Regions from separate parts of the Homo sapiens genome. Here region 2 is linked to region 1. A link is a loop called in an ENCODE intact Hi-C map of the cell type or tissue named here. Cell type or tissue: Calu3. All regions are shown on one strand. Each heading gives the region's core, and the rest is flanking DNA. Links, peaks and the distances in the headings are about the cores only. Region 1 overlaps KCNIP1 (potassium voltage-gated channel interacting protein 1). Region 2 holds the start of KCNIP1 (potassium voltage-gated channel interacting protein 1).

Region 1 (15,552 bases), core at 3,698-11,697:
CAAGTGTGGAGCCAGGAGGGAGCCTAGGAGTGCACAGGGGTTGGTGGCAATGGGCACAGCAGCTTCCTTGTGAAATCTGAGCTCAGAGACCACATGACTGCATGGGGTTCTGCAACCAGCACGTGAGCTCTGTGAGGGCAAGGGCCTCATCTGTCTTGTCCACTGCTGTGTTCCCAGAGTTGGGGAAAGTGCTTGATGTGTAGCAGGCACTCGACAAACATTTATTGGATGAGTAAATGAATGCTGTCTTCACTGGCCTCTCCTCCCTTGTCCAGTTCCCAAAGCTCAGTGGGTCCCCGCAAATGCATTTATTTTGCAAAAGCCTTTCCCAAAGCCTGGCATCCAATGGGTGCCTCATTTCCTCATCCCCTGCACGCCGTCTCTCAGTCCCTGAGCTGCTGTGCCCACGACATGCTCCATTTTCTCATAAAAGCCCTTCCAACAAGGGGCACATTTGCATTTCAAGTTTCCTGGAATTGGAGTACAGAGAAATCTGACTTCCAGAGCCCAGGGCTCTAAGCTGCAGCTGGAGAACTGAAACACAGCAAGCAGGACACCTGCCCAGAATAAGGTTCAGGCCCTGGAATATCACATGGGACCCATGCTCCTGTAGCTGTCTGCAGTCTCGAGCCCCAAGGCAGTAGAACAGGTGTTCATCTTCTCCTGCACTCTGGAAATGGAGTCCAGGGCCTGAGCTACTGAGTTTGTAGACTGCAACTTTGGTAGCAAGAGGCATTTCTCCTCCTCACCTCCACCCACACACAGATCTAGTTCCCCTCGTACGCTGCCCTTTCAGTCTTGGACACTGCAGAAGACCTGCTAGGAGAGCCTAAGAAACCCAAAGCCTTCCCACCTGCCATCCACCAACTATCATTTACTCACCCCCACTCCTCCAGAGTGCAGATGACTATTTCACTTACTGATTTGGCAGGCGCTGCTGCTCCTCACCTTGGTTGGAGTAGAGTTTACCCTGCCCAGCCCTGCAGGCCCAGTGGTAAAGGGAAGGAGGCTAGTGATTATTCCGACTTTGGATCAATCAGTTGCTCAGTTTATTGGAATTACATCCCAGTGGCTGCTATTGATGGAACTGCTGGACTCGGGCCCACAATCCTCATGCCAGTTTTATAACACTGACATCACCTGCTCACACACAGGGCTTCCTCTCCCATCCTGTCCCCATACCTCACTCTGTAGCCTGAGATTTCTAAGGTGGGGGATCTGCACTGGGTGTTTGGCATAAATGATGTAAGAGATTTCCTTTGTATTGCTCTCAGCTACATCTTACCTTTGTGTAAGAATGCAAAGTCATAAGCACAGTTTACAATTGCAATGGGAGGTATGTGCTAGTTTTAAGGTGTTTTGTTTTTTTTTTTGTTTGTTTGTTTGTTTGAGACAGTTTCACTCTTGTTGCCCAGGCTGGAGTGCAATGGCACAATCTTGGCTCACTACAACCTCTGCCTCCCAGGTTCAAACGATTCTCCTGCCTCAGCCTCCCAAGTAGCTTGGATTACAGGCATGTGCCCCCACACCTGGCTAATTTTGTATTTTTAGTAGAGACAGGGTTTCTCCATGTTGGTCAGGCTGGTTTCCAACTCCTGACCTTGTGATCAGCCCGCCTGAGCCTCCCAAAGTGCTGGGATTACAAGCGTGAGCCACTGCATCAGGCGTTTTAAGTTTCTACCATTTGGGGCATATTCAGGAAGATTCCTATCCCAACACACCCCTTCCTTCTGCTTTTATAAACACACAGAGTCCCCAACCACCCTACGTCCTCTTTCCTCCATAACCACGTCACAGTGCACTGTAAACACATTACGAACCAGCTATGCAATAACAATCTGCTGAATCTCAGAGATGCAGAAAGAAATCACTGGGCCTTCTATTGATACATTCTTATGTTATCATTTTTAATTTCTATAATTATGTTTTTAAGGTACATTGTGTATCAGCACAGCAGCAGATGCTAATAATATATTAAAAACTGTACTCGTGTTCTGGGAGTGTTCACAAATTATAGCTTCACACTATTCTCATCTTCTCCCGCCTCTGCTCAGATGTCCTTGAAACATCTCTAAGGATCCTGGAAGGCAAACTGACTACAACACTTATTTGCACAGCACAGCATCTTTCCTATGACACGTCTTTTGGTTTTTCCAATCATCAAAAGCAAGAGGTAGCAGGAGACCGAGCTGTTAGGCACTGACCGTGGCATTGCCTCCAGGGTGAATTGCGGGGGCACAGGAAAAACAGCTCAGATTCCTAGCTTTTCCCCACCTTCCTGATCTACTGAACCACACTTTCTCCAGGGATGTGGCCCGTGATCTATATTTTAAGAAAACACCTCAAATAACTTCCCAGCCAGGTGTGTGCACCACAGTGCTGGGACGTGGTATTGTTCTTGCCATGGGAGGTGGGAGATTCTTGTCCATCCTTCACCCAGAAGCCTGCATGTGGTTTGTCAATTTTTTTTTATTTTATGAAACTTTTTTTCTGTTTACACTCTTGCAGAACAAACAGACAAATTATATAGCTGATGTCACATCCCTTTGAAAAATCTATCAGGTTTCATCCATTCATTCAACAATTGTTTTTACCAGTTACACTTTTTTTTTCATTTGCCATATACAGAAACTGAGGCTCAGTGAGACTGAGAGATTTGTTTCTGACTTAGCTTGTAAGAAAGAGATTCAGGAACTCAACCTAGGTTACCTGGCCCCAAGTCCTGTGCCCTTTTAATTTTACTTCCGTACATTTTAATGAAATGGCTGCGAGACCAGAGCTCTGTGTGTGAACAAGTTGTGCCTTTCAACCTTCCTTTATCTCCCCTTCTCTTTCCCCACCACCAAGAGCAGGCTGATGAGAAAATTAACATTCAGGACACGTTCTGCTCCCTTCTGATTCCCACAGAGAGAACACAGCCTCTGCCTGCCAATTAGTGACGTTCAGATCTCTATTAGAGATGGGGACAGCTAGTTCCAGTTATGCAAATGCCCTTGTCTGAGAGTAGCCATGGGCCAGCAGCATGCCAGTCTCACCTCTCCCCATGGAGTCACCATGGATGTGACTTGCACCTCCCGTGTTGCTTTAACCAATAATCAAATCAGTATCTATTTATATAAGCACTGGCCAAGGTACTGCAGGAAGCTCAGGGACAGATTTTATTTCAGCCTAAAGGAACTTACACTGAGTAGAGAGTGTGGCCAGGGAAAGGGCAGATCTTTCAAAGACACTCTGTTCTTCTCTAAACACTCACAGTTTCTATTTATTACCCAAAAAAATACATAAGGAAAAATACCTAACATTTGTTAAGTACCTACTATGTGCCAGGCACTGTTAGACACTTTATACACATTATCTCATTCAAGTCCATTAATTTTATATAAGAAGCAATATGCTATTTGGTTCAAGGCATGTGTTTTAAGTAGGAAAAACTAGGATTTTTAAAACTAGGATTTTAATCCTGCCACTTTCTCCATGTGGGACTTCTTGACCTCAGTTATTCATCTGCGAAATGGAAGGAAACAATGTCTGTTTGCCAGGAATATTTTCAGAAGCAATTAGATAAGGTATTTAAATCCAAGCACCTCATCTTCATATGACACAGCATAGTGTTAAGATGCCTAATATGTAGGGAAATGACAAAAATGGACAAATGCAGGATATTATTAGCAACAATGCAAAAATATCTGTATATGGATGAAGAGTGGAAGAGGACAATTATGGGGGAAACTTGTTGTCTTTTAATTTCTGAACTATCTGTATTATTATTATTATTTTAGATGGAGTCTCACTCTGTCTCCTAGGCTGGAGTGCAATGGTTCAATCTCAGCTCACTGCAACCTCTGCCTCCCGGGTTCAAGCGATTCTCCCGCCTCAGCCTCCCGGGTTCAAGCGATTCTCCCGCCTCAGCCTCCCGAGTAGCTGGGATTACAGGCACCTGCCATCATGCATGACTAATTTTTGGTTTTTTGTCTGTTTGGTTGTTTGTTTGTGTGTTTGTTTTGTAGAGACAGGGTTTCATTGTGTTGGCTAGGCTGGTCTTGAGCTCCTGATCTCAGGTGATCCACCCGCCTCAGCCTCCCAAAGTGCTGGGATTACAGGCGTTAGCCACCGCGCCCGGCCAACTATCCGTATTATTATGTATTTTCATTTAAGCTTTTAAAGGAAAATGGAAACACTGCATTAAACTGAGCCTCAGAGAAATTCAGTGACTTGTCCAAGGTCATACAAGGACTGGAGGGACCAAGGCAGGATCTATCCATTTTCAATGCCCATGCTTTCCCCCACACACCATGCCACCACATGTCCCTCAGGAAACAGGTCTGCAATGATTCAGGAGACCTCGTAGTCTACATTGATAGATGTAAACAGCATTGGTTTCTGTCTTAGAGAGTGGGCCAGTGAGGAAGGCATGGATCAAAGCAAAAAGAAAAGCCAAGGAGGGGGAGGATGGAGATTAAACAGGTCCCTGGTTGTCAGGGGCAAAACTGTTAATGACGGTGGAGCACCATGAAATTAATGACCCACCCAAAGCACCTGAGAAATTGAACTGGTTATTAAAATGCAAATCATAAACCAGGAAAAGGAGGAAAACAAGCACGAGGAATTAGGAAGAAGGAAGATATGGCATGGAGTACCACGAACAGAAAGTCTGTGGCCAGCACCTGGATATTCAGAGAAAGAGTGTGATTTAGGCTTCAGAAGGGCAGGGGTCTGTAGCTTAGGGACTGGGCAGAGCTGTTACCTAGAAAAGCTAGAAACAGAAATGCATAAATCCCAGTTGTCCCTGACAGTGGGATACAGTCAGGGCCTGAAGTGCAGGGGAAGGCCATCTTAGGTCAGAGGCAGTGGTTCTTGGCATACAGTGGTTTTCCCCCTAAGAATGTTAGGCAATATTTGGTGACATGTTTAATGAGCACAACCAGGTTAAGTATCTACTCACTGCTAATCTCTGGTGAGCAGGGAGACCAGGGGTGCTGCTAAGCATCCTACAAGGCCTGGGGACCTCCCCACCAACTACAGTTATCCAGTCCAAAATGCCATAGTGTCGCTGGGGAGAAACCCTGATCTAAGGATGAGTGAGAAGGTGGATACAGGAGGTGAGGAGGTCAGAAGTCAGACCAAACATCAGATGGGAAGCTAGGAGGAAAAGAGGTCAGAAAAGGAGTTATGAACCAAAGGACAAAAGGAAGTTAAGTAGTCAGTCAGGAGATGAGGATCATAGAGGAGATCAGGCAAAGAGAAGTCCAGAGGTGGAAAAAAGCTTCAGAGCTCAGACGGGCTGGGCTCTAACAATCATCACAGAAGCAGCAAAGATCAAGAAGCAATGGGGAAGGACAGTTGAGGCTAGCGCCAGGGGGAAGGGCCATTGGTGAGGAGCCTTTCTGATCAGAAGTTGGATGGAGAACACCATGGTGGATGTGGATGGAGGTCAAAGTGATGATGTTCTGGAAAGCAGTTTAAACAAAACAAGGGGCCTGCGTGCTTTACTACCAGAGGCCATCTGTTAATGGATGATGGGAAATGCCACTCTTGGCCCCCACAGTCAGGAGCAGGTCACCTTCAACTGGGCACAGCAACACGTCCCACTGCAGGCAGGCACAAAAGCAGAGGCTCATTAAAGAGCTGCCCTGGGCCCAGGCTACATCCTTGGCAAAGGATGAGATTTGCACCCAAGGTCAGGATGGCTCGGGTGTGTGGAGCACGGGCTACGGAGCCAGGTCAATGGAGTTCTAAATCCCTGATCAGCAACCTTCTACAGATGTGGCCTTTGATAGGTCACTGCCTCTCTCTGAAGCTCAGTTTCCTCACCTATAAAAATGGGATCGATAACAGAGGTTACATCTGTGTGGATCACCTAAACTGTAGAGGATTTTGCAAATGTGTTGTTGTGGTTGCCATTCTTATTGCTGGAACATAATTCCCTCATTAGTATTTCTGAGTGCTCTGGTGCATATCTGCTGCAGCAGAATCCTTCATGCATCCAGCAAACATTTCCTGGGCATGTAGTATGTCCCAGACACTGTGCTGAACACTAAGATTACATGGAGGAATAGAGATTAATTTCTGTTCTTTGTTTACTAAGCTCCTAGGGGCTGAAAGGCATCTTAAAGTCCATAAACTTCCTCCTGATGCTTAAGTACCCTCCACAACATCCCACTTATGTGTCCTGGGCTTGCACACTTCTGGTGCTGATGAGCTCACCGCCTCCTGAGACAGGTGATTCCTTCTACAGACCACTCAGACTATGAGAAAGTTCATGCCGGGTGCAGTGGCTCACACCTGTAATCCCAGCACTTTGGGAGGCCGAGGCGGGTGGATCACCTGAGGTCAGAGTTTGAGACTAGCCTGGCGAACATGGTGAAACCCGTTTCTACTAAAAAAAAAAAAAAAAAAAAAAAAATTAGCCAAGCATGGTGGCGGGCACCTGTAATCCCAGCTACTTGGGAGGCTGAGGCAGGAGAATCACTTGGACCTGAGAGGTGGAGGTTGCAGTGAGCCAAGATCACACCACTGCACTCCCGCCTGGTTGACAGAATGCGACTCCATCTCAAAAAAGAAAAGACAAAAGAAAGTTAATATATACCTGTATTGAGCTGAAATTCTGGTTCTGGCCCTTTCTCTGCGGCTACCCAGGCTTGTGTTTTCATCTCCCACATTACCTCCTATTAGGGACTTTAATGGATGACATATTGTCACCCAGCCTCCTCTGCTGGATCGGGATAGCTTTCCATCCAGACAAAGAATTTTCATGACTGAGTGACCATCCCCAGGATGGGCTTTGGTGTCTCTCTTCCCTCAGAAAGTGGGAAGCTCCAAGTGCTGCCCCCTGAAACCCTTTTCCAGTAACCATGGCCTCCAGGGGTCCTGGGGTGATCTCAGAAAGGTAGACAGACCTCTTTAGCAGTAACCTGGAATATTTTGCTACCTTCCTGAAATCTAGAGAACAGAGCAACTTTGCAAGCTTCTTCAAAGGAGCCCGTTCTGACCCAGGTCGATGGAGCTCCCAAAATCTGCACCCCCACCCCCCGCTGCTGTGTGCAACAGGAGAGGGGCTTTCCCGGACCAGCTTTTCCAGAAACATGAATTCTTTTTGACACTTGGCAAACATTTGGGGACCCTCTCAGACCTCACTCTGGGCAGGCCCGAACTGTCTTTTCCATGCCAGAGGGCAGTCCAGGTTCCTATCAGAGTTATTTGAATAATCTTCCCAACACCTCTGAGCTGCAGTTTCTTCATGTGTCAAATACAGATAACAATAGTACTTCACTCATAGGATTGGTGGACAAAGTCAGTGAGGTACCAGGTGGAAAAAGAGGTAGAACAAGCTGGGCTTTGCGGCATGCCACCGTAGTCCTAGCTACTCGGGAGGCTGAGGTAGGAGGATTGCTTGAGCCTGGAAGTTCAAGGCTGCAGGGAGCTATGATCACACCAATGCCCTCCAGCCTGGGAGACAGAACGAAGCCCTGTCTCTAATTTTTTTTTTTTAAAGAGGTTGAAAGGTGTCTGGCACTTAGTAAGCCTTCACCCTAGTTAGCTTTGCTAGGATTATGATTTCCATCCAGACAAAGAAGTTGCCCTCAGTGACGTTCTAGCAGAGTCATCAAAATTGGGTTAAAAGGAAGCAATTTAGCATGGAGCGAGCCTAAAAATGCACCAAAGTAATGAAAAGAGCAAAGCATCTAGACATTTGATATCTGGCTGTTTTTCCCTAGGACCATTGTCATGGATGGGGATAGGAGAGCCATCTAAGGTCCCTGCCCATCTGCAACACTCTCCTGTTTCTGCTCCGATGCTCTACGATGTCGTACGTGGCAGAGCCAGCCCAGCGTGGACTTCAGCTCTCCCAGTAACTGGCTGAGTGATATTAGAAAAGTCACTGAGCCTCTATTTTCTATAAAATTAAGAAAAATCACACTCCCTTATAAAATCCTTAGGGAAATTAAAGATCCTTGGGAAAATAGATCTCTTACAGGCATATCTTGGATACCTGATCAATGATAGCTGCTATAGTCTTCTTCTGATCATGCTTTTCATAATAATCATCTTAATCATTACTGGCATTCAAAGCCATGAAGCACCTGGGAGAAGGAGAAGCTGATCTGTCCATGCCTGTCTCCTTTGGAAAATGCACGCTGTTACACTTCCCCACATGTTCAAATTCATACTCTCTCCCCCACCCCCTTTTTTGAGTGCCCCCAATAGGCACTTGAGAAGGCTGAAGCTGGGATTGTAAACTGCCAGATCTCCTGCCTTGCTCTCACCCCTTGTTCCAAATCTTATCAAATATTAAAAGCTGTGAAATAGAGGCAGGTTTTAAATCATTTTAATCACAGCATTCCTCAGCCTGCTCAAAAGGGCTCAAAGGAATCGATTCAGAAGTGGTAATTATGACTGTGGCCCCGTGCCAGGCGGCGGGTCAGCATTGGAGCACCAGCGACAGACGGCCGGCACTGACTGGGGAGGGCTCCTCCCAGGTGGGGACACCGAACAGGAGATGCCTCCTGGGAGGAAATAAAGCTAAGTCATCCCAGGCTGGGTATCAGGTTTTAAAATTCATAACCAAGTCAACTGAAAATCAGCTTACCTTTATTAAGTCCCCCACTAAGTGCCAGATGCTTTTAGCCTCATTTAACCCTCAGATAACTCCTGGAGGTATGTGTCATTATCCTGATTTATAAGTGAGGAAACTGAGGCTAAAAAATGATAAGTAGTGTCCCAAAGCCAATCAAAAAGTAGCTCAACTAGATCTATCCAGCTTGGAAGCCTGCAATTTGTTCTCTGTGTTTTGGTCACGCTCAGATTCTGAGGACTGCTGCAAAAATGTTGAAGGAGGTGCTACCCACAGGTCCCCTGCTGTCCTTCTCCAGCCTCCACCATCTGCCCGGTCCTCACTCACTTTCCTCCCTCTTCCCCCACATTGTCTTTTGGACTCTGGTTGACTCTTGCTGTCCTCTGGCTACTGGGATTCATCCATGCACATTAGAACCCAGTTAGGTCACTAACCCTTTGACCATCACAGCCCAGCTGTCATATCCCTCCCTAGACTCATCTCTTCCCTGGCCCTTTCACCTCCATGCTGTATACTCCAGCAAGACTTAGCTTCCTCCAGTTCCTCCAGCACCTTTCTCTCCTGCCTTCTTGCCTGTGCGCAGGCTTTTCCCCAACTGGAGCAACTTGCTCTGTCTCCACCTCCAGGTCTCAGTTGAAACATCACTTCTTCCTGGAAAGACTGCTGACTCCTAGGTATTTTTCCCCTAATTTATACCACCGTGGCCAGGGCTTTTCTGCTATGACGGCACCCAGCACTTGGTTGGGGTTACTTGTTTGAATTGTTGGGATTCCTTTTACTGGCCAGACTGGAGGAGGACAGAGAGCACGTCCATCTGACTCACCACAGTCCAGGGCTAAGCAGGGTTGCCGGTACATGGCAGGCACTCAGTAGACAATGGCTGAGTGAGTTATGTCAATAATGGGACCGTGCTTAAATGTGGACATTTCTGGGGGCTCAGGGAATAGGTCATTCTGTGGGCCAGACAAAGCATGCAAGTGAGCAGAGCTGGCCCTTCGCCTACAAAATACCGAAGAATATTCTTCAATATCACAAGAAAGTATCTTTTCCATCATTTTTCTTGAAAAATGCATCCCTCCTGATCTATCTTTCATTTCCTCACATTTAATAGAGATGTGAATACAGAGAACTATATCTCTACTATAAGACAAATAGCACCCTACGCACAGTAATGACAGCCCAAGTAGTCTACTTGTAGGAACAATGAAAGGAAGTGATGGGGGCTGGGGTGAATGGAGGTGCACCGAGCCTGTCTAAAGAGGCTGCTGCTTCTCAACCTCAGCCTGGTATTGCCCAAGGAAATGTGAACCAGTGCAGCCAGATTTCCTGACTTCAAGAGGAGCTGGAAATCGACTGTATGCGTAATGTCCCAATTTTTAAGAGCTGCCTCAATTGAACACGCACAGGCACAAACAAAAACAAAATAAACAAGCCAAATGCAACATCTGCTGAGAGGTTTTGGTTCTTGGATTGCAACCTCTGCACACATTTTCCCACTAAATAAAGAAAAGCTCCTTGCAGATGGACCCCGGTGGGACCTCCAATACCCGGAATGCACCGAATGGCTGGGATTTGTGTGGCCCCAAAACCCTCCCTTCTTGCGCTCACAGTGCTTTCTTGAAGCTTCAGCAAACCCCAGCGCCAAAGGAAAAATATTTATAACCTGACTAGGCAGCGCTTAAAAGATCAAGGCATACGTGGTGTGCAGAAATCACTCGCACATTGTTCCTGTTTCCTCTCTGCCATAGGATCAAATGCTTCCAGTTTCAATGATTAATCGCCTCTCAGTTTTCACCACAAGTTGTACAATGTTATTGACTGAAACAGAAATATTCATTTCAGGACTCTGCTGCTGGAACAAACACAAGCTCTGGGGCGGGGCTGATGATGACTGATGGCACAGGTTGCTGCACATGTTTCTGTGCTATCGGATTCAAACCACCCCTGAGACTGCTCTCTTTACAGATGGGACTCAGGGAAGCTCAAACAACTATCCAACAACAATCATTTAGTGTGACTTTATTAATGGCCACTATCCATGGAATGTTTACTCTATTCCGGATACGGTGCCAGGAACATTACCTATACCATCTCATTTAAGCCTCATAACACCCACTGTTATATTTGGGAAGGAGCCTTGGCAGTAACATTTTATACTTGAAATAACTGAGGCAGAGAAGCCCAAGGCTGCTAAGCAGCAGAGCAGAGGGGCCAGTCCCCAGCCCAGAGCTCCCACCTCGGCTCTGGCATTGCTCTCCTATGCAAGACCCTGACACAGACACACACAGTCTTTTCCAAGCTGGCTGGGCAAGGAACAATTTCTTTTGCAGAAACTCGAGTTACTACAAGGCTTCTGTGGACAGTCTAGGGTAATATTGGTACTTTAATTATGCACCTGGTGTGTTATCTATCCTTGGGAGTTGGGAAAGGTGATGCTCTGGCGGTCTGGGGAAATCTGCCCTCTGAAATTCGAGCACTCTTGAATCTCTTGCCTGGGGCCCAATTGAGCATGGTTGCTCTCCAGGAATGTCCCAGGGCAGTGCCTCTCTAACTCAAATCCTGGGAGATATTCTCCAGCGTCTATGAATTCTCCAGGTAACCTCTTTACAAAATTTAAAATTTTTCATCAAATAATAATCATGTAAACATCAATTTACTATTTTAGGTTGTCTGTTTTAATCACCTTATAACCATCTATGTTGGGGGTCCACAAACTACAGCCTGTGAACTAAATCAGCTTCCAACCTGTTATTCTAAGGTCTACTACTGAAGAATGGCTTCATGGTCTTAACCCATTGAGAAAAAAAAAATCAAAAGAAAAATAATATTTCATGACACTTGAAAAGTATATGAAGTTTAAATTTCAGTGTCCATAAATAAAGTTGTATTGAGACAGCAGTTCTCATTCATCTGTAGCTGCCTTTGCAAAAAAGACAGTGGAGTTGAGTCATTGGAACAGAGACCTTATGGCCCATAGAGCCATAAATATTTACTATATGGGCCAAGACAGAAAGTTGGACAATTCCTGACCTATGCAATGTGATGTTAGTGGCTTATGTTTGTGCTTCCAGCTGAGTTGGGTACTCTGTCTGTTGTGGTTTTGTTCAAGTTCTTGGATTGCAACCTCTGCATAAATTTTCCTGCTAAATAGAGAAAAACTCCTTGCAGAGGGACCCAAGTGGGACCCCCGATACCCAGAATGCACCAAATAGCTGGGTTTTTTACTTTTATTGCCATAGGGCTAATGAGAAAAATAAAAATAGAGGAGGACTCAGGCACTTAGAACATTTGCAGCTACAGAAAGCAGTAAGTCCTCACATTATTGTCTACAGGTTCTTTGATATTGCAACTTTATTAAGTGAAAAGACATATAAAGAAACCAATTTGACCAGAAGCTAATTGAAAGAAATGAGTTAAGTTCCTTGGGCATATTTCTGGGCACAAAAACATCACCAAACTTCTAAATAAAGACCCAAAACACTTGTAACACTAAGCATTAAAATAAATATGAGCTATACATGCATTTAAGAAAGATTAAGCAAAACAAGTCAGATAATTATTTACCCAAGTTTGGTGAATTAGCGAGTGCCAGCAGTCATAGTGGTGGTCTGTTGGATCAAGGAATAAATGTTTGAAAGCAAAAGTTGTCAGGAGCACCTCCTCCTACCACACAGTTCAAAAACAATTACAGATATGGCAGGCTCGCCAAGCACTTCCATACCACATGGTTTATTGCCTTGCATTTGTACGATTATCTTCTGCTTTACAAATTTTTATTTTACAATTACTTTTATTCATTGACTGATTCATTTTCCAATCCACTTATTCCAGTTCAGGGTCACAGGTGGTTGGAGCCCATCCCAGCAGCTCAGGGTGCCAGGAAGGAACCCACCCTGGCCAGGACGCCATCCCATGGCAGGGCACACTCACACACACCTACATACTCACACTGGGACCACACCAGTTCACTTCACATGCACAGCTCTGGGACGTGGGAGGAAACTGGAGTCCCTGGAGAACACCCGTGCAGACATGGGGGAAACGTGCCGATTCCACACAGACAGTGGCTCTGCCAGGGTTTGTTGTTTGTTTGTTTGTTTTTCATCAATGTTATATGAAGCAACAGTATTCGAAGACCTGCTGTACAGCTTTCCAGCAGTTCCAGGAAAAAAGAGCCCTGGGAGACTTAAGCCATCACAGTACAAGGCAGTAGAGGCAGGGTGAAATAGAATGGAAAAAAAAAATGTGAACCCACACTGCAGTCATACTGGAAGCAGCAATCCCATTTCAACCAAACAACCTCACATTAAACTAATGTTGTTAATTTGAAGTTTATTGGTTTTGCAGTCGTATTTGTGTTTAATTTGGAAATTTGTTTCAGTTTTATAGCTGAATAAGAGCTAAAAAGCATAAGGATTTTATACCTAAGTTTTATGTCTGTACATATTAAGTAACATTATGGTAAAGTCAACACTTACTGAAAATGTCCCCTTTAATAGGGCATATGTTACTTAAGTTTAAGCAGGAAAAATGGGTTTAAGAAATACCAATTGTATTATATCTTTAAATATGTGTGAGCTGTTCAAAGTTGCCACCTGGCAGAAAATTCAATCTCAGTTACATAGGGAAGTTCCTACCCCTTTCTAGGAAAGGGTCTTGTTAAATAAGAATTCTAAGCTTAAGTTGGAGACAGGTTCTTGGGTTGGGGCAGTGATCATTTTTTAATCTTGCTTGTATGCCTACACTGCTTTTGTGTGTGCTGATCTGTCCATCCTTTAGGCTGTGCTCTGCAGAATGGCTCAAAATCACCCCTCACTTAGTCCTCCCACTTGCTTCCTTTGTACCCCCTCAGCCCACTTTGCTTCTTCCTCTTTCCTGGACAAAGGGAGCACAGTTGTTCTCAACGGGCCTTTAGAAGCAAAATTCTGGCTTGACTTTCCAATGTGGGAGTGGGAGAGGACTGCTAAAAATAATTGGTCTTTCTTCTTAGCAATTCACCTTATTACAACTGTTAGGTGGAAAACTTTTTTTTCGTTTTACTGAAAAGTTTAACCCAGGCACTGAAGAGTTAGATTGTATGGACCTCTTTTAATCATCTGCTGAGTTCTCCAATGTATCAGTTAGCTATTGCTGTGTAACAAATCACCCCAAACGCAATGCTCTACAACAATAAAAATCATTTATTCTGCTCACTGCCTGCAGTTTATTCAGGCATTGGATGAGACAGCTTCTTCCTGCTCCATGTGGAGTCAGCTGGGTACTTGAACTGGGACATGGATGATCTACTTTCAAGATGGCTTATTCTCAGGGCTGCCAAATGGATACCGGCTATCAGTTGAAAGCTATAAGCAGGGGCACTCTGCATAAGCATGGCTCATCTCTACAAAAGCTCCTCCCCAGTCTCCTTGTTTGGGCCTCACAGTGTATGGTAACCTCAGGGCAGTCAGAATGTGACAACTAAAGACTTCAGGAGTAAGTATTCCAGGAAGCAAGATATAAGCTATGTGGCCTTCTAAGACCTAGCCTCAGAGGTCACATAGTGTAACCTCTATCACACCCTATTGGTAGATATTGTAACAGAAGCCCACCCAGTTTCACAGATGGGGACATAGACTCCATTTCTTAATAGGTAACTGGCCAGAGTTGTAAAAGAGCATGTGGGATGGAAGATATTGTTGCAAGCATCTTTAGCAAATACAACTGGACATACCCAATGCAAGCACAGGATTGATCCTCCACTCTGCCCCCATACCCCATGATTTATTAGCCACTCGGACAAGTGACTTCAACTCTCCAAGCCTCTGTCTCCTCCACTAAAGTGGGGACAAATGAGTATTACAAATGAGACCATTAAATAAGATAATACATTTTAAAAATTAACCTGGTACCTGTCACAAAGTACATGCCTAACAAATGTTTGCTTCTGTCTCACTTCCTCAATTTCATCTCAGTCAACCTGGACTGACTCAAAATGGCATTCTTCTTGGCTGCCCCCTTTGAAGTATTTCTGCTGAGAAAATAGTTTCTGTGTATTTGTAAATTTACAGGTTGAACATAGATCATTATTCAAGCATTGCTGGTCGATTCGTCTTTTCAAAGGCGGGAGCTGCTGGCTGTGGGAAGGGACCCAGCAGGGGTCTCTTGCAACCCTGCTCTATGGGTGGGGGAAATCTGGACCTCCCTCTGGTGGGGTTGATTGAAGTGAAGGGTCACCATATGTCTTTCCCAAGAGGGTGACTGACTTCCTGCTTTGGTCCCAGTTTCCCTGAGATTTTCCTGAAAGCCCTTCCGGCTAGCCCAGTTGGGAGTGTTAGTACATCAGATCCCATGCTTTGGTGAAAAATGTAAACACAGACCTGATTTTTCATTTTAAATGAAGCCAAGCATATTGCTCCCAGCAGATGCCGAGTGACTCAATCTGTCCTCTCGGTTCTGAAGGGAACTGAAGAACAACATGGTAAAATAAAGCAAACAGCACATTTATTGGTTGATAAAATGCTGTTTTAGTCTACCCTGGCATTATATGGTGATTGCTATGTGGCGAACATCTGTTATTAAATCCAGACTTCTGTTGCCTGGATACATTGAGTCAAAAGCTGGAGCGGATGAGAAATCCATTTATGCGTCTGTTGCGTGTGAATGTCAGAGCTCATATGATGCCTTTGTCTTCATTCTAACTGAATCTTTTAATATGGACCGTCTCACTTGTTAATTCTGACTCAGGGGCAATAATGTTTTCATTTGATTAAAAAAGGTTAAAGAAACAAAGAAACAGTGTTTTCTCAGGTGCTCTAAGTAATTCTGTTAATGAATTTTCGGAGACAGCGTGTGAATTTGAAAAGAGTAGGACTTTTTAAAGAGTTCATACTATGAACCCAATAATTCAGATCCTAGGGCCTTATCCTAAGGACATAATAGAAATGAGCACATTTATAAGAACAAAGATGTTCAATGAAGTGTTACTTACAACAGCAAAAAAA
Region 2 (15,552 bases), core at 3,839-11,838, 60 kb before region 1:
CCACGACAGAGGCCTGGAACCCAAGTTCTAATCCCACATCCTGGCTGGGCAACTTCAGGCAAATTTCTAACACAAGGTAAGCCTCAATTTCTCTCTGGGGTAATGATCAGGCACCTGCTTAATTCACAGGGGTTTGGTGGGCATCACGTGGACAATGTGGTTGCACAGCAGTGGGCAATGCAAAGGAAAGGAAGTATGTTAGTAAGTGCCCCTCCCCTGTTGCACAAAACAGGACACATGCTGGGATTGCAGAAAAGCAATAAATGCTGCACAGGTGAAGAAAACTATTCAAGGACCCTGGCCAAGTCACAGGCTACCTGTGGCCCTGAGGGGACAGCTCATGGGTTGGCATTAGGGGAAGCAGCTCTCAAGGGGCCTGTATCCTGGGGATTCAACTCTGTGCCTATGTGGCATTGAGCCTGTGTGAATGTGGTGACTGTCATGCTGTTTTGCTGTGTGTGCGTCTGCATGCCTGTGTGTTTGTGTGTCTCTCCACCTTCGTGGGGGGCAACTGTAGGTGTATTATGAGCCTTGGGTCTGTCTGTGTGTACAATAGCAATGTCTGTGCGGACTTAAGGACCTGCGCCCATATGTTTGTGGGACTTTCTGGGCATGCATGCTTGTTTATGAGGCCATACATCCGGGTATTCTGTGAACTGCTAGCATGGTGTGTATCTGTGTGGCAGACAGAAAATGGCTGGGTGGGATTGTAGGGGGCAGCTTGGGCAAAGGATCCTCAGTGTCAATCAAAATGGGTCTCAGTGGGAACCCAAGCAGCTCAGACTTGGGGGAGGGGAAGCTCTTCCTCCACCTTCCAGGGAGCAAACCTTGCAATTCAACACCACAAGGCTTTGAGTCCACAGGCAGGGACGCAAACTTTGCCCATTGGGTGAGACGCCACTCACAGAAGGGAAATGGCTTCCTAAATCTAATCATTGCCCCTTCAAGCACTAACAACCCGTGCCCAGGAGCTGATGGCTAATGAATTATTGAGCTGGAAAGGGAGAAGAGGTAGAACCAAGGAGGAAAGAAACAGAAAAATGAGAGAGCAGGCCGGGTGGGGTGGCTCTCGCCTGTAATCTCAGCACTTTGGGAGGCCAAGGCGGGTGGATCACCTGAGGTCAGGAGTTCAAGCCCAGCCAGCCCAACATGGCGAAACCCCGTCTCTATTAAAAAATACAAAAAAATTTAGCTGGGCCTAGTGGTGGGCGCCTGTAATCCCAGCTACTCCGGAGGCTGAGGCAGGAGAATCGCTTGAATCTGGGAGGCAGAGGTTGCAGTGAGCAGAGATCGCACCACTGCACTCCAGCCTGGGCAACAGAGCGAGACTCCGTCTCAAAAAAAAAAAAAAAAGAAAAAGAAAAATGAGAGTGTAAGGGCCCAGAGGGGCTGAGGGCTCCTTTCTCCTCCCCAACTCCCTGTCACTAGAAGGTGGGCCCTGCCATAGGAGGATTCTGCAGAACCCTCAAGGACCCGCGGAGCAGGACGGCACCTTCTTCCCATGACCACCCATTTGGATGTGTTTTTCACCCCTTTCTGGGTGGGGCAGACTTTCCCCCTCCCCATGAGTTCAGGCAGTGGGTTAAATAAGATTTCCCTTGAAGTCGAATGAAATCACAATGCACCACACACAGGGACACACACACACACACACGCACGCACGCACATCACACACACACACACACACACACACACACACACACACACATACACACACACAGTCTCCCTGGGGCCAATCTACTGCCCCCTGAACCTCACCCATCAGCCAGGTGCCTGGCCCCGGGTCTGTCTCTTAGGGTTACATGCTCCCGGGGCTCCCGCACATACCCCGGCAGATGAGGGTGCGCAGGGGTGAGGGCGCAGGGCTGGGCGTCCCCCGCCCCCACCGTGCAGCCCTCGCCCCCGCCCCGCCCCTCCGTAGTTGCCCGCCCGCCGCCCCCTCCGCCGCCCCCTCCGCCGCTCCGACTCTCGCCCCGAGCGCTGGCAGCAGGCAGCAGGCAGCAGGCGGGCGCGCTGTGGCTCCGCGCCGCGCGGTCCGGGCTCTGTTCATTCATGATTGGTACTCGGCCCTCCGAGACCCAGCCCGAGCGCAGGGAGGGGAGCCGAGTGTGCGGCAGGAGGGGCGGGCGGACGGCGGCTCCCGCACCGCACGCGGCGCTGGCTCGGCAGCCTCGGCCGGGCGGCCGCTCTGGCCCCGTGTCCAGTGCCAGGCAGGCTTCAGGGCACCGTCCTCGGCCCTGGGCGAGGGAACCGCCGGGCCGGGTCCTCGCGCGGGGAAGCGGTTCCGAAGGCTCGCGGGGAGCGGCTAGCCCTGAGTCCCTGCATGTGCGGGGCTGAAGAAGGAAGCCAGAAGCCTCCTAGCCTCGCCTCCACGCTTGCTGAATACCAAGCTGCAGGCGAGCTGCCGGGCGCTTTTCTCTCCTCCAATTCAGAGTAGACAAACCACGGGGATTTCTTTCCAGGGTAGGGGAGGGGCCGGGCCCGGGGTCCCAACTCGCACTCAAGTCTTCGCTGCCATGGGGGCCGTCATGGGCACCTTCTCATCTCTGCAAACCAAACAAAGGCGACCCTCGAAAGGTAAGCCACCTTCTTCCTTTTGTTCCCCTGTCTGGGCTTGGGGGTGCTAGGCGCCGAGGTGGGCTGTGCCACCTGCCTCCCTTAGTCCGGACTCTCCTCTCCACGAGGAGCCCGGACAGGTGCTTGTATCCAAAGGAGAGAGAAATCGGCGGGAGGGCTGGTGTGAACACCCAGAGGAGGGAGCCGGAGTGGACGTCTGCCCCAGCGGCAACTGGACCCCTCTGGGGCACCAGGTGTCGGGACTCTCCTCCTGGGGAAATCTCTGAGAGCCGAAGGAAGCGGCATGTTCACAGGTGGGGGTGACCGGATTCTCTGGTGGAAGTGTGGTGAAGCTCTTCCCATTCCCATGACAGCTGGCGTTTGAGCACTCAGTGAGGGTGCTGCCACACTCCCACACTCCTCCTAGGCGGCTATGCCAGGTGCAGACCTGCGAGTCCCTTCATCAGGAAGAGTGCTCTGTCTGCACCCCCAAAACCTCTGCAAGCCAAAAGGAATCAGCTGCTGCCAGGGGTAAAACTCCCAGGCCTCATGTCCTGGTGGCTCCGGGAGTCAGGAGGAGCAACCGTGAAGGGCTGGCTGCGAGCTGAGCTTACATCAAGGATTAAAAAGCATAATATCGTGGAGTCTCTTCTGCCTGGACGCTGTTCCTTCACCACCTGTCCCCAGCCGAGGCATGGCTGATCTCACCATCCGTGGGAGAGTCCTCAAATGGGTCCAGGTGAAGTTGGAACCAGTGTGTTGGGCCCTGGAGGACAATGCAGGTCTCCTTACCAGCAGTTCAAAAGTTAGTGGTTGGAATAAAGAGACTGGAAGCAGTTAGGAAACGGGAAATGATGGGTTTTGTTTTGTTTAATGTTCAAATGTCACTACGAGTGGTAAGATTTTAAGCAGCTTGACACTTAAACATTCAAATTCTACCATCAGAGCCCCCATCCTGGATACAGGTGGGAGTTAAGCTCCTACCCTACAGGCCTGATAGTGAGTAGAAGTGTAATGGGGTAAGGGACCCCAAGTGAACAATAAGTCTCCTCTTAGAACTTGGTTGGTCTCACCCTGTTTAGAACCACAGAGATCTCCATAAGTAAGCTGTCCTTGAAACCCCCTGGAAGAAGGGGTCCCAGCTTCTGGCCCAGCTCCCAGGGGCATCAGGCTGGCTGAGCCCCGAGGAAAGAGATCTCTGGGTGCAGATCTTAGGTGCTGAAGCTGGGTTGGCATTTACATCCTAGAACATAGGAAGAGGCTTTGGCCCATTTGTCCAGCTGAGTTACATGTCCTGCTGGCAAGGAAGGGACTGGTTGTCCTGTTACCAGTCCTGACCAGAACAGGTCTGCAAAGCTCAGCCCAAGGCCTTGACATTCTAAGCCTCACCTCTCACAGATCCTGGGATGCTGCTTGACTGGGGACAATTTTCAGCGCCAAATATAGGTCTTCTCCCTCATCATCTGTCTGACCACCATGCGGTCTCAGAGGCCAGGGGACTGTGGGGACAGGAAAGTCAGGGGCTTGTTTTTAAATATTTTCAATGCCTGTGGCTCTCCTGGGAGCTGGGTGTCACAGAAAGATCTCAAGCCCTAGAGTCAAGTGGAGTCTGGGTGTGAATCCCAGCTCCATCACTCCCTGCCTCTGGGACCTTAGGAAAGTCCCCCGCACCTCCCTAAGCCTCAGTTTTTCATCCATGAAATTCGTATGCTACTTCCCGGAGGGAAGGGTATGTAGGAAGTAGAGGAAGGGAAGACTCTGCCTCATATACTGTGTTGGCTGCAGCCACCAGGGACCCAGAGGAAGTTGTTGTAAGGATGTGAGAATCAAATGAATGATGAATAGGGAGCTCCGTGCATAGGGCTGGGAAAAGAGTAAGAGCTCAGACATTGCTGTCTACCATTTCCTTCTCCTGCCCCAAACATCCAGGAATTCACCCTGGATGAATTCCTGCAGGATTCCCAGAGTACAAAGGTCTTTGCTTCTGTCTCCTCGGATTCTAAGAAACAGAAGAGGGGGTACTGGCATTCAGTGTGTCCCTACTGTGTGCTTGCCATAATGCTCGGTGTTTTATCAACAACTCTCATTTAACCCTCACAACAATGTTCGTTTGAGGCTCATAGCAGGTTCGGGGCCAATGGGTGGACTCCCAAGACAAGCTATCGAAGCACTGGGCACTCAGCCCTTCCTGCACAAAGCCCACTGGCGTGAGTTGTCCAGGGGTCCAGCTGCATATGTTCCCCCAGGTATTTGCCCCCGAAGCACAGTCATCTCACTGCCTTGCATAGTGGAATGCTAATCAGCAGAAGACCCTTCTATGGGAGGCAGCTTGGAAACCTGGAGGAAGCCCTGGCTGAGGAGGCTAGTGGTCAGGGAGCCTATCCTGGCCAGGTCACTTTTCCCCACTGGGGCCTCGGTTTCTTCTTTGTAAAGGGAGAAACTTACATTAGGCATTTCCTCAGGTTCCATTTGGTTCTCAAATTCTAATATTTTTATGGTTGATGCTCTCACCAGAGCTGCTGCTATGATCTCAGAGACGTGAGGCTCAGATCTAATTAGAAGCAACCGGAAGAGAGCAGTTGGGATTTTTCAACTCAGGAATCAGTCTCCCTGCTGGGTTCAAATTCAGGCTCTGCCACTTACTAGCTGTATGACTAAGCCTTGTTTTCCTCAACTATAAAACAGAGATAGTAGTAGTTACCATCTTAAAATAGCTGTTGTGTTGTGTGGATTTCAAGGATCATGCAAGTCAAGCATTTAGCACAGTCTCTGCTACATAAGTGGTCAGCAAATTTGAGGTACTATTCAATTTATGGCTCTATTGTTTGGGGCTTCCAAATGTCCAGAGTAAGGCCATTTTCGAAGTAGGCAGTACATCTGAGAGCCTTAACAGCTCATTTCTGGAAACCTTATCCAGCCCTATCCAGATAACTAGGACCAAAAACCCCAGCACACAGATGCTCGTCCCTTGCTTCAACCCTCACTGACCTCTACTCTGTGGCTTGTCCTGAAAACATCAAAGCCTGCTCAATTAAAATCCTGAATGCCTTGATAATACAATTTAGAAACATACATAGTTTTTAAATAGGGCAAAAACTCTGCATGATTAGTGCTGCAAGAAGATATCCAGCCCAACCTGGGTGTTCAGGGAGCGCTCTCTAAAGGCAACAGAAATCTAAAGTAATTTAAGAGCCATGCCACTGAATAAAAATATTCAGGTTCATTTCCTGTCCTTCTCTCTGTTTGGGATCTTTGTGTGTCTTTAATTAAAAGTAGGAGAGCCCTGCTTTTGGGATTCAGCCTCTGCATCCCAGTCCCAGATAGAATTTCTGACTCTAGCAGTTTTGCATGTGCATGACACACCAAGGACACTGCTCCTGGCCTTGAATGGGTAAGTGAGACAGGCTAGGGCATTGAGGAGAACCAGAGGAGGACCATACAGGTGCAGCTGCTGGGCTTGTCAGCGGGGCAGGAGAATTTAGGGACAACATCACTAGACCAAGGCCATCTCAACAGAGAATTGCCTAGAAGCAAATAATCCCACACTACAGGGGTGGCTGGGTTAGAAATCCTCCATGACCGAGTGCAAGCATGCAGAACTTTCTGAAAGGGCTGAGCTTCGGATCTCCAGAATAGTCATAGCATAGGTGAGCTATGACTCAACCCCATGGCTATCAGATGCTTTTTCTAAGGCCACACGGTGAGTTAATAGGGTACTGGTTAATATAGGGCCAAACATGGGAATGTTCCCGATAGTCCCATATTTGCTCCTAGATCAATGAGCACCTCAGGGAACTTATGGAAGCAGAGTGTACCTGATGAGACTGGGTTTAGGGTTTATTGGTCAGGGCAGCATTTTCAACCTAAAGATATGGGAGAGTGACAAGAGACAGACAGGCATAGAGAAGCAGTAGCCGTGTTGTCACATAGTCCTGAGCCCAAGGGGCAGGCCTTTGGCAAGTCATTTCACCTTGTAAATGCTAGTTTCTTTATCTGCAAAAGGAGAATCCTGATGTATAGAAATGTTTGTGCTTTGGTCTTTACCCATCTTTGCATCTTTGCCTGTCCCTTTAATTCTATAATGCTCTCCCACCCCACCCCTTGCTGCCTTGTCTAATAGTTAAAATTCCACCGACATTCCAAGACCTCACTCAGCAATTTCCATATTCAGGAAGCCTTCTCCAAGCCCCAGAGAGAAGTGATTTCTCCCATCTGAATTCCCATATTCTTTTAAGGTGTACATTTTCTTATGACTCACAATCGCGCTTGGAATTAGACAATCAACGGAGGTGTTAACCCCCTTTCCCCACCACCAGAGGTCAGGGTTCTTGGGGGTAGGAGCTCGTCTAACTCATCCTTCACAACTCTCTGCTTGGTTCTGTGCACATAGTAGGTACTTAATAAAAATTTTCCTAGAGTAAACTATAAATAATGGAATGGTTGGCCACTCTCCATTATTTGCTAGAATTGCAGACCCTGCAGGAAAAGTTAGCTTCCCACCGGAATTTCAGTTACCAGCCCTCTGCCAGGAATGAATTCTGTTGTTCGGTCTGCTGGCTTTGAATTGACTTTGTCCATGAAATGTACCGAATCTGTTTACCATTTAGCAGGAAAGTGCTGAGAACAGTGATTCTACTCCCACTCCCTCATAATCACAAAGGTATGAGGAACCCACACCCAGCACCAGGCACAGTTCTGGTCCCTCAATCCCAGAAGAAGCTCAATGGAGCTCAAGATAAACAGAAAGAGAGAGATGGAAAAGAATGGAAGACAGAGGAGAAGGACTTACTGCCTAAAATCAGTGGGATTGTTTTGACTTGGTCTCTGGAAAAGGGCCAAGGCTTAGACCTCTTTGTCTGCCTGGAAGGGCCTTGCTCCATGAATGCTTTGTAAATCTGTAAGTGAATAAGTGAGCATATGCTTTAACAAATAAGTGAAAAGATGAATGATTGAATGAATGGGGGAAGCAGTAAAGGAGTGAATGAATGAAGCAACAAATGAATTATCAACTGAATGACAGAAAGAATGATCGAATAAATGACCACATGAATGAATGAATATGTCCATAAATGAATGAATGATGAAGTGCCAGAACAGCTATAATTAACAGCCTATCTTTTCACAAAGAGCATTGATAGTCATCTCCCCAAAGTTGAAAAATATAAATTCAGTCAAGAAGAGTCCTGGTAATTTTTTGGATACTGGTAGGTGTATAGTGTCTTTGGAGAAGGTGAGGAGATGTCTCTAAGTTTTCACTCTTTTGCTGAAACAAAAGCAGGGACTGACTCACAGTGATTCCCCTTGTCTTCCCTTATATTTCAGGTTCGTTCACCCTTGCCTGGGTGAGATCAGAATCTGTATATTTATCCACTCATTTATTTGTTCACTTAGCCAGTCCCACAATTGTCCTTCAGCATTGCTTCCCTGCCTAAGATCCACTCTGGCTTCCTCATCCTCCCTCTTCCTCCATCTCCTCATTCACCTGGCCAACTCCTACTTATCTTTCAAGGCCTCATTCAATGCCACCGCTCTGGGAAGCCTTTCCTGGCTTCTGTAGGCAGAGCACATCTCTGCCTTCTCTCTTTCCCCATAGCTGCTGCTGCTTCCCTTAACTACAATTCTGAACACACTATGAGGTTGTCATTATGGGTTTACACATTTATCTCTCTGACTAGCTTTCAGGCACTGAGTCTTATCCCAGGGCCTCTGTCAGGCCTGACACTGCATCCAGGCTTGATGGATGCTGGCGGCATGGAGGTAAGGATGGATGGGCCAGAGTGTGCGTTCTTGATGGCTCTGAGCGGTGTGAGAATGCGGCGGTGCAGATGAGGAATCCAGGTCTGCTCCTGGGGAGAAGCTCTGCAAAATTCTGCATAATGGCCGTGGAGCTGATGTTCCCATTCATCAGGCAGGGAAGGAACAGTTTTTAGAAAAGAGAGAGAGAGCCTAAGAGTCCTAGGGCCTTCAGAGAAACATCTCTTTAAATGCTTCCCCTTCCTCCGGGTAGTATTTTAAATAGGTCACCTTCTGGAAGTAGTGGTAGTCAGTTGGGATATTGCTAGCTTCCCGTACCCCAGCCATGGGAGTAGTACTTTGGATTAAATCTTGTTATTCAAGGCCAGACTAAAAGCCTCATTGGTGCGGTGGGGGGAAGTAGGAACCACATTCCACTCAAATCAGGAAGCTAGAAGTAGGATTGCATTATGGCTATGAGCACCGCGTTAAAATAAGAGTCTTGGGATTGAACTCCCTTTCATTGGTTCATAGCTGAGCCTTTCCAGGCCTCAGTTTCCTCTTCTATAAAATGGGGACAGTGGGCCAGGTATGGTGGCTCACATCTGTAATCCCAGCAGTTTGGAAGGTCAAGGTGGACAGATCACGAGGTCAGGAGTTCAAGACCAGCCTGGCCAATATGGTGAAACCCCATCTCTACTAAAAATACAAAAATTAGCCGGGCATGGTGGCATGCTCCTGTAATCCCAGTCACTCAGGAGGCTGAGGCAGGAGAATCGCTTGAACCGAGGAGACGGAGGTTGCAGTGAGCCAAGACTGCACCATTGCACTCCAGCCTGGATGACAGAGCGAGACTCCGTCTCAAAAAAAATAAAAATTAAAAAATGGGGACAATGACAGTGTCTCCCTATAGGGCCACGTGAGGGCCAAGAAGGAATTGAACATGGTGCTGCACACCAGGTGAGTTGGCAGTGCTGGCTTTGCTGCTGCCTTTTGTCCCATCTCAGGACAGGCCCCTTCCTTCTGCCTTGCTCCACTTGGATGATGACGGTGTTACCCTTGGTAATCTCCCCATCCCTTTGAGCTGTGGCCTCTGATTCCAGCCCTCTGAGATCCCGAGCCACCATATCCATGGTCACTGGCATTCTAAGCAGTTTCTCTGGTGATTCCTAAGGGAAGCTGTCAACTTTAGATGGTAAAAGCAATTCCCAACAGTGAGGTATGAAAATGCAGGTCACCCGCCAGGAAGGATAATAATACTAGCTCAAATGACTCTGGCCTCCACCCAGTGCCAGGCACCTTGCTCGGCTCTTTCCTGTGTTATTTTATTAACCCCAACCCTGGAGGACAAGATGCTATTACAGTTCTCATTTTGCAGTTGAGGAACCTGAGGCTCTAAAAAGGGAAGTGCCTTACTAAGGGTCATAGAGCTTGGGAATCGCAGAGCCTGGTTCTGGTTGATCCCAGACCCTGAGCTTCTAACTGCCATACTAACCTCCTCTCCTCCTGGCTTTGCCTCTGGAACCTTAGGGACCTGAGTAGAAAAACAGTCAAAACGGGTGCATGGATGTTGGGGAGAAGGCATTCAAGGATAGACTGAAGCACCTCATTAGCCACACGGAACAACTGAGCTACGTGCAGGCCCTGAGCAAAATGCTTTTAGCCCCATCCCAACCCCGCCTCCCCCTAGATCTGTTTCCATTTCATCTGACACTGTGGAAGCCTGAATATGAAATGATTGGGGGCAGAAGGCCAATTAGCAAATTCATTAATAGGATTAAACATCTCTCCTCTGCTCTAATCATTTATGTGAACTAAAATTTTCTCTCTTTGTTATAGCCATCATTGCCTGTCAGTGAAGATAGAGTGTTTAAATATCTTCCAAGTATGTTAGAATTGCAAACGTTCAGAACCAGGGACCAGGATCAGAGTTTTCACACGGTCCAGGTGGGCAAGGAGATCAGTCGGTTTACAAGTGGTTATCACTGCTAAGAAAAAAACACAAGAACTTGCTAGTACATTTGCAAGTACCTTACTGCTCATCTCCTTTCTCTCCTTAGCCACATGTTGGCCCAAATCACCTGCGTATGTTATACGGTTGTTATGAGCATACACTCCTGGTTAGGCAGACCTAGAATTCAAATCCTGGCTCTGCAACTCATTAGCTGTGTGACATTGAGCAGGTTACCTCGCTTCTGTGAACTTTCATCTCTACATAATCTAGAAAATGAAAGTATTGTTGATAATTCCCTCCCAGGTTGTTATGAGGATTAAATGCAGTCATGCATGTAAGATGCAGCGGTCAGCACTCAGAATGCGCTAAAGGTAAATTGTTACTATCTGGGTCTACTCCACTTAAAGTGTGCTCCTCCAACCAACAGCCTCAGCATCAGTTGGGAGCTTGTTAGAAATACAGAGTCCCGGCCAGGCGCGGTGGCTCACGCCTGTAATCCCAGCACTTTGGGAGGCCGAGGCTGGCGGATCATGAGGTCAGGAGATAGAGACCATCCCGGCTAACACGGTGAAACCCCGTCTCTACTAAAAATACAAAAAAATTAGCCAGGCGTGGTGGCGGGCGCGTGTAGTCCCAGCTACTCGGGAGGTTGAGGCAGGAGAATGGCGTGAACCCAGGAGGTGGAGCTTGCAGTGAGCCGAGATCGCGCCACTGCACTCCAGCCTGGGCGACAGAGCGAGACTCCATCTTGGAAAAAAAAAAAAAACCTCAACTCAGTGAGACCTACCCAGTCAGAACCTGCATTTTAACAAGATCACCAGATGGTTTATATGCCCACTGGAGTCTGAGGAATACTGGCCTAAAGTACAGATTATGGAACTATGTGTATTGTATTACACAAAATTATATATCAAGCCAGAAGAGGCTTTTGCTAAGACTTCTGATTTAAGCCTCATTTTACAAATAAGAAAATAGAATCCAGAGAAGGTGAGTGGTTTGCCCACAATCACACAGCTCAAGTGTTAGGCCTGACATCCGAACCCCAGCCCTGGTCATCTCATATAAATTGTTAAGAAGTCAGATTTCCAGATTTGCATTTCTGCAATCAAGCTTGTCTGTTTTTCTTTCTCTCTCTTTCTTTTTAACAACAAAGAAGTGCAGGATGATGTACGCCCATTAAGTTTTAGTTTACTCATTTTAAATGTTATTCCAGCCAACAGAGATCCTGAATCTTGACTCCACCAGCCATCATCTTAGCTGTACCTCCAAGTTTTCTGCTACCTGAAGAAATGATAAGGAGGCATTCTAGGTCTTTATCTAAGTTGCTTCTAAGAACATGGGCCAGAACAGGGTGCAGGACAGAGCCATGTGGACTGCAACTAGAGACTTGCCTGCATAATGGATTTCACTGATAATGTTCAGAATCCCAGAGCAGGATGGCAGCCTGGTTTACATACAGAGCCTTTGTGTGGGATTTGAAGCCAGAAAATGTGACTAAAGTAGGAGTCTAAACAGACACAGGTAGGGCCTGGGGAATGAAAGTCAAATGCCTTTTCCAGGGGGTCTAGTAGGACCTCTCTGTTGGTGGGGATCCCCCAAAAAAGTAATCTTTTTATTTTTGTAGGAGTCCTGTAATGGTTTCATTATTATTCTCACTTTGCAGAGTAGGAAACGTAGATGCAGGGAGGTTCTTGATTGGCTAGTGATTAGTAAGCAAGGACTTGAAGTGGATCTGATTGCGAGGCACTCCACCACCTGGGCTCCTGCCTGCAGCTGGAGGGCATATCCAGGACAAGCAAGCCTCTGAGCCCCAGGAAGAGGCTGAGCAGTTACAGCTAGTTTCCCAACTCCCAGGAACTGAAAATGACAGCCTCCTCTTGGCCCCATCAGCTCCTCACCCATGCCAACCCTGGACCCAGAGTGAGGGATGTTCTGGTGGAGACCATGAAGCTCCCAGCTGCCTGGGGGAAGCTGGCACATTTGCATCCGTGTGGCTGAGGCTGCACTTTCTCTCCATCTCTGGGATTCGCCCATGTATGACTCTCCCAGATGTCCAAATTGTGCACTCAGCAGGGGTGTCTTCAGGAGGCTTCCCCACCCATCGAAATCAGGGCAGCAAGGGGCTCCCCTTGTCTTCTTCCCTCTTTGCATACATCCAGCCCTGGGCTGATTAGGACTCTAAGCCCTGTAGGCCCTGACACTAAAATAATCAGGTCCTCCCACCACTGCCCCGCCCTGCCTCACCCCACCAAGGGCTACACAGGCATTTCAAAGGAGAAACAGTAAAATAAGTTTAAGGAAGTCTGCCAAATTTGGATTTTTCCCATGTTGACTACTTTAGTGACTTTTCTGAAATAAAATGTGCTTTCAAAACACAATTTTTGATGCCTCTACTTTGCTAGTGCTTTAAGCATCTCTTGAGTGTGCCTGTGAGGTATTTCAGCATTGGAGTTGGAACCAGACAGGAAAAGGAAAGAAACCGATCTGTATCGGGCACCTGCTGCATGCCAAGGACTGTGCAAGGTGTTGACAAAATAACAACAGTAACAAACATAACATTTAAATCGTCCTTGTGACATTTATATAGCAATCTGTGCCAAGTACCACTCTAAGCGCTTTCGGTACATTAAGCTAATTTAATCCTCACAACAACCCTATGTGGTAGGTAGTGTGATTATTCCCATGTAACAGATGAAATCTCACACTATGAGAGACAGGCACTGATCCCCCTATTTTATAGATGAGGAAACTGAGGCTTGGGAAGAAGTGACTTGCCCAAGTGCCCCGATGCCTGGTGGAAGAACAGTGTTCACACCAGCTTTGGCCACTTCCAAAGCCCTTGATGTTGACACTCCAAATGCAGGCCTCACTCATTTCCTAGAAGCGCCTTATGATTTGATATGTCCTCAGGGTGCATTATAAGAGGAGGGAGGAAAACCTGGGACTACAATGAGCATTGAATCTTGTCCTGATCTTCTCAGGGACCCTCTGTCATTCCCGATTGCCTATTGCATCTGTTCTCACCTGGTACTACCATTCCCTCCTCCCTGGTTTTTCCCTTGCTAAGTGACCACTCTATACGTTGGTCCATATCATGTAGCCTCTGCTGGAGGCAAGTCTGGTTCCCATCTGCCTTCCCCTGAAGAAGAAGCTGCTGGAAAATTAGAGTTATGTTGGACACAGTCTTTGTCCCCAAGGAACTTCTCTCTGGTCATAATCATTATATTAACAGCAAACCTATAGCATGCTATGTGCTAGACACTTTAGCAACTTGGTTTTATGTAAGCCTTACAGTATCCCCAGGAAGTGAGCACTATTACTAGACCCTTTCCAGATGAGGACACTGAAGACTAGAGGGCATAAGCAAATGTCCAATGTCTCACTTCTCATAAGTGGAAAAGCCAGGATTCGAACCCAGATGGTTTGCCTCCAGTGCCTGCATGCTGAATCACTGGACTAGGCTGGACCTGAGCATTTAGAGGACATTATAGATTATGTAACACTGTGGGGATTCAGAGGATGGAGAAAGCACCTCTATCTGAGGGGCAGGGGCTGGAGAATTAGAGAAGATGGCCGAAAGAGGCGGCATTAGAGCTCAACAAAAGAGCTAGGGGTTGGCCCAGGCAAGAATGTAGGTTAGTGAAGTTCTAGGCAGAAGGAACAGGATAAGCAAAGTCACAGAGGCAGGCAACAAGAAGGGGAAAGAAATGAAAACTGACAGTGATGTTTTGTATGCTTGTGACTTGGAGGATGTTAACAGAAAGAGGATGCCATCAGAAGTGGGAGGCAAGGAGCAGAGTCAGGCTGTCCATGTTCAGGAGAATGGGACAAGGTCCTAGGAGGTAGTAGACAGCAAGGATGAGGAAAGCACCAAGCAAGTAGGGATCGAGACTGTGCCCTCTCAGCACCACCCTTGTCCCCCTAAGTGTCTCCCCGTGATCACTGCAGCTTACATTTGATTCCTCCTTCTCCTCTCCCAGGGAACTTACTATTTGTCCCCATGATTTAGCCTTTGATTACCTTGAACTGTTCTATCATCATTCCCTGTAAACACGCTTGACTCTCCAGCAAGAGTGACCTTTCCTCAGAGACCTGGACCTTTCTTTCTTCCCTTCTCAGCATCTTCGAGCATCCCAGGACAGTACTGGGCAAAAGACTGGTACTTGGTGACTTGAACTGATATTTCACAGAGATGCACAAAGACTTGGGATTCCTTAATTAGAATTCATGCGGCAGAGAAACTTGGGCATGACTTTGAGGATCTCCCCCACCCGCCAACAGCATATTCACAAGATACGAACATCAAAGATTGTGGCTTGGTGTGAAAACATAGCACATTGGAGGCCATTCCATAACAGCTTAGAGCTGATGAAGAGAAAAAGATATGGTGTGTTGGGTGAAATAGAACTGAAGGCCAGTCCTAGCTTACCGTTTAGGAGCTGTGTGGTTTGAAGAAATTGTTTAGCCCCTTTCTGCATATCAGCTTCTTCATCTGTTAAACAATAACAATCATGGTATCAATTCATTGGATTGTCATGAGGATTAGTGAGATAATATGAATGTGTTTAGTAAGCTATAAGGCAGTGCATACGTGGTGGGGATCAGTATTAGATGACAATAATGGTCATAGCAATAATAATGATTTTGATAGTGGTGGTGATGATGTTTGTGATGGTGGTGTGATGGTGGTGATGGGGATGGTGTTATTCGTGGTGGTAATTATTATATTATGGATGTGTGAGTCTGTTTTCACACTGCTGTAAAGAACTACCTGAGACTGGGTAATTTATGAAGAAAAGAGGCTTAACTGACTCACAGTTCTACAGGCTTTCCAGGAGGCATGGCTGGGGAGGCCTCAGGAAACTTACAACTGTGGCAGAAGGCTAAAGGGGAAGCAGGCATATTTTCACATAGTGGTAGGACAGAGAGAGAGCAAAGGGGGGTGTGCTACATACTTTTAAACAACCAGATTTCATGAGAACTCCCTCACTATCACAAGAACAGCTTGGGGGAAACTGCCCCCATGATCTGGTCACCTCCCACCTTGTCCCTCCCCCAACATTATTAACTACAGTTCAACATGGGATTTGGGTGAGGACATAGAGGCAAACCATATCAAGGGATAATATTGTTGATGATGGCAGAGGTGTTGGTGACAGTAATGACAGTAGGGGCTTCATGGCAATAATGATGATGATGATGGAGGATTACAATATTAGTGGTAATGGTGATTATTATAGTATAGGTGATGTTGATTATAAGGGTGGTGGTGGTGGTGACAATGGTGATGGTGGTAGTGATGGTGATGA

What was found. Hi-C counts contacts between places; a loop is a spot of excess contacts. Peaks named below come from ENCODE experiments on the same cell type or tissue, not always from the same donor. Only the 100,000 strongest peaks of a DNase experiment are listed, where the experiment ranks them.
Region 2: a loop joins it to region 1, with 2.5 times the contacts of the local background. A loop is called at or near these places in 2 of 110 quality-filtered maps.

The regions. Positions count from the first base shown.
Region 1 is chr5:170,562,271-170,577,822 of GRCh38, forward strand. The region is part of intron 1 of KCNIP1 (potassium voltage-gated channel interacting protein 1); the gene reads left to right. Among named protein-coding and RNA genes, the nearest start is that of KCNIP1, 66 kb to the left of the region's middle. In Calu3, for the core only: no CTCF peak of the experiment used is centred there; DNase peaks (open chromatin) are centred at 8,421, 9,301, 9,801 and 10,431.
Region 2 is chr5:170,502,057-170,517,608 of GRCh38, forward strand. It overlaps KCNIP1 (potassium voltage-gated channel interacting protein 1), which reads left to right and starts at 1,964. Exons shown (of 8, transcript NM_014592.4): 1 at 1,964-2,577. The coding sequence starts at 2,517. In Calu3, for the core only: a CTCF peak has its summit at 6,940; no DNase peak of the experiment used is centred there.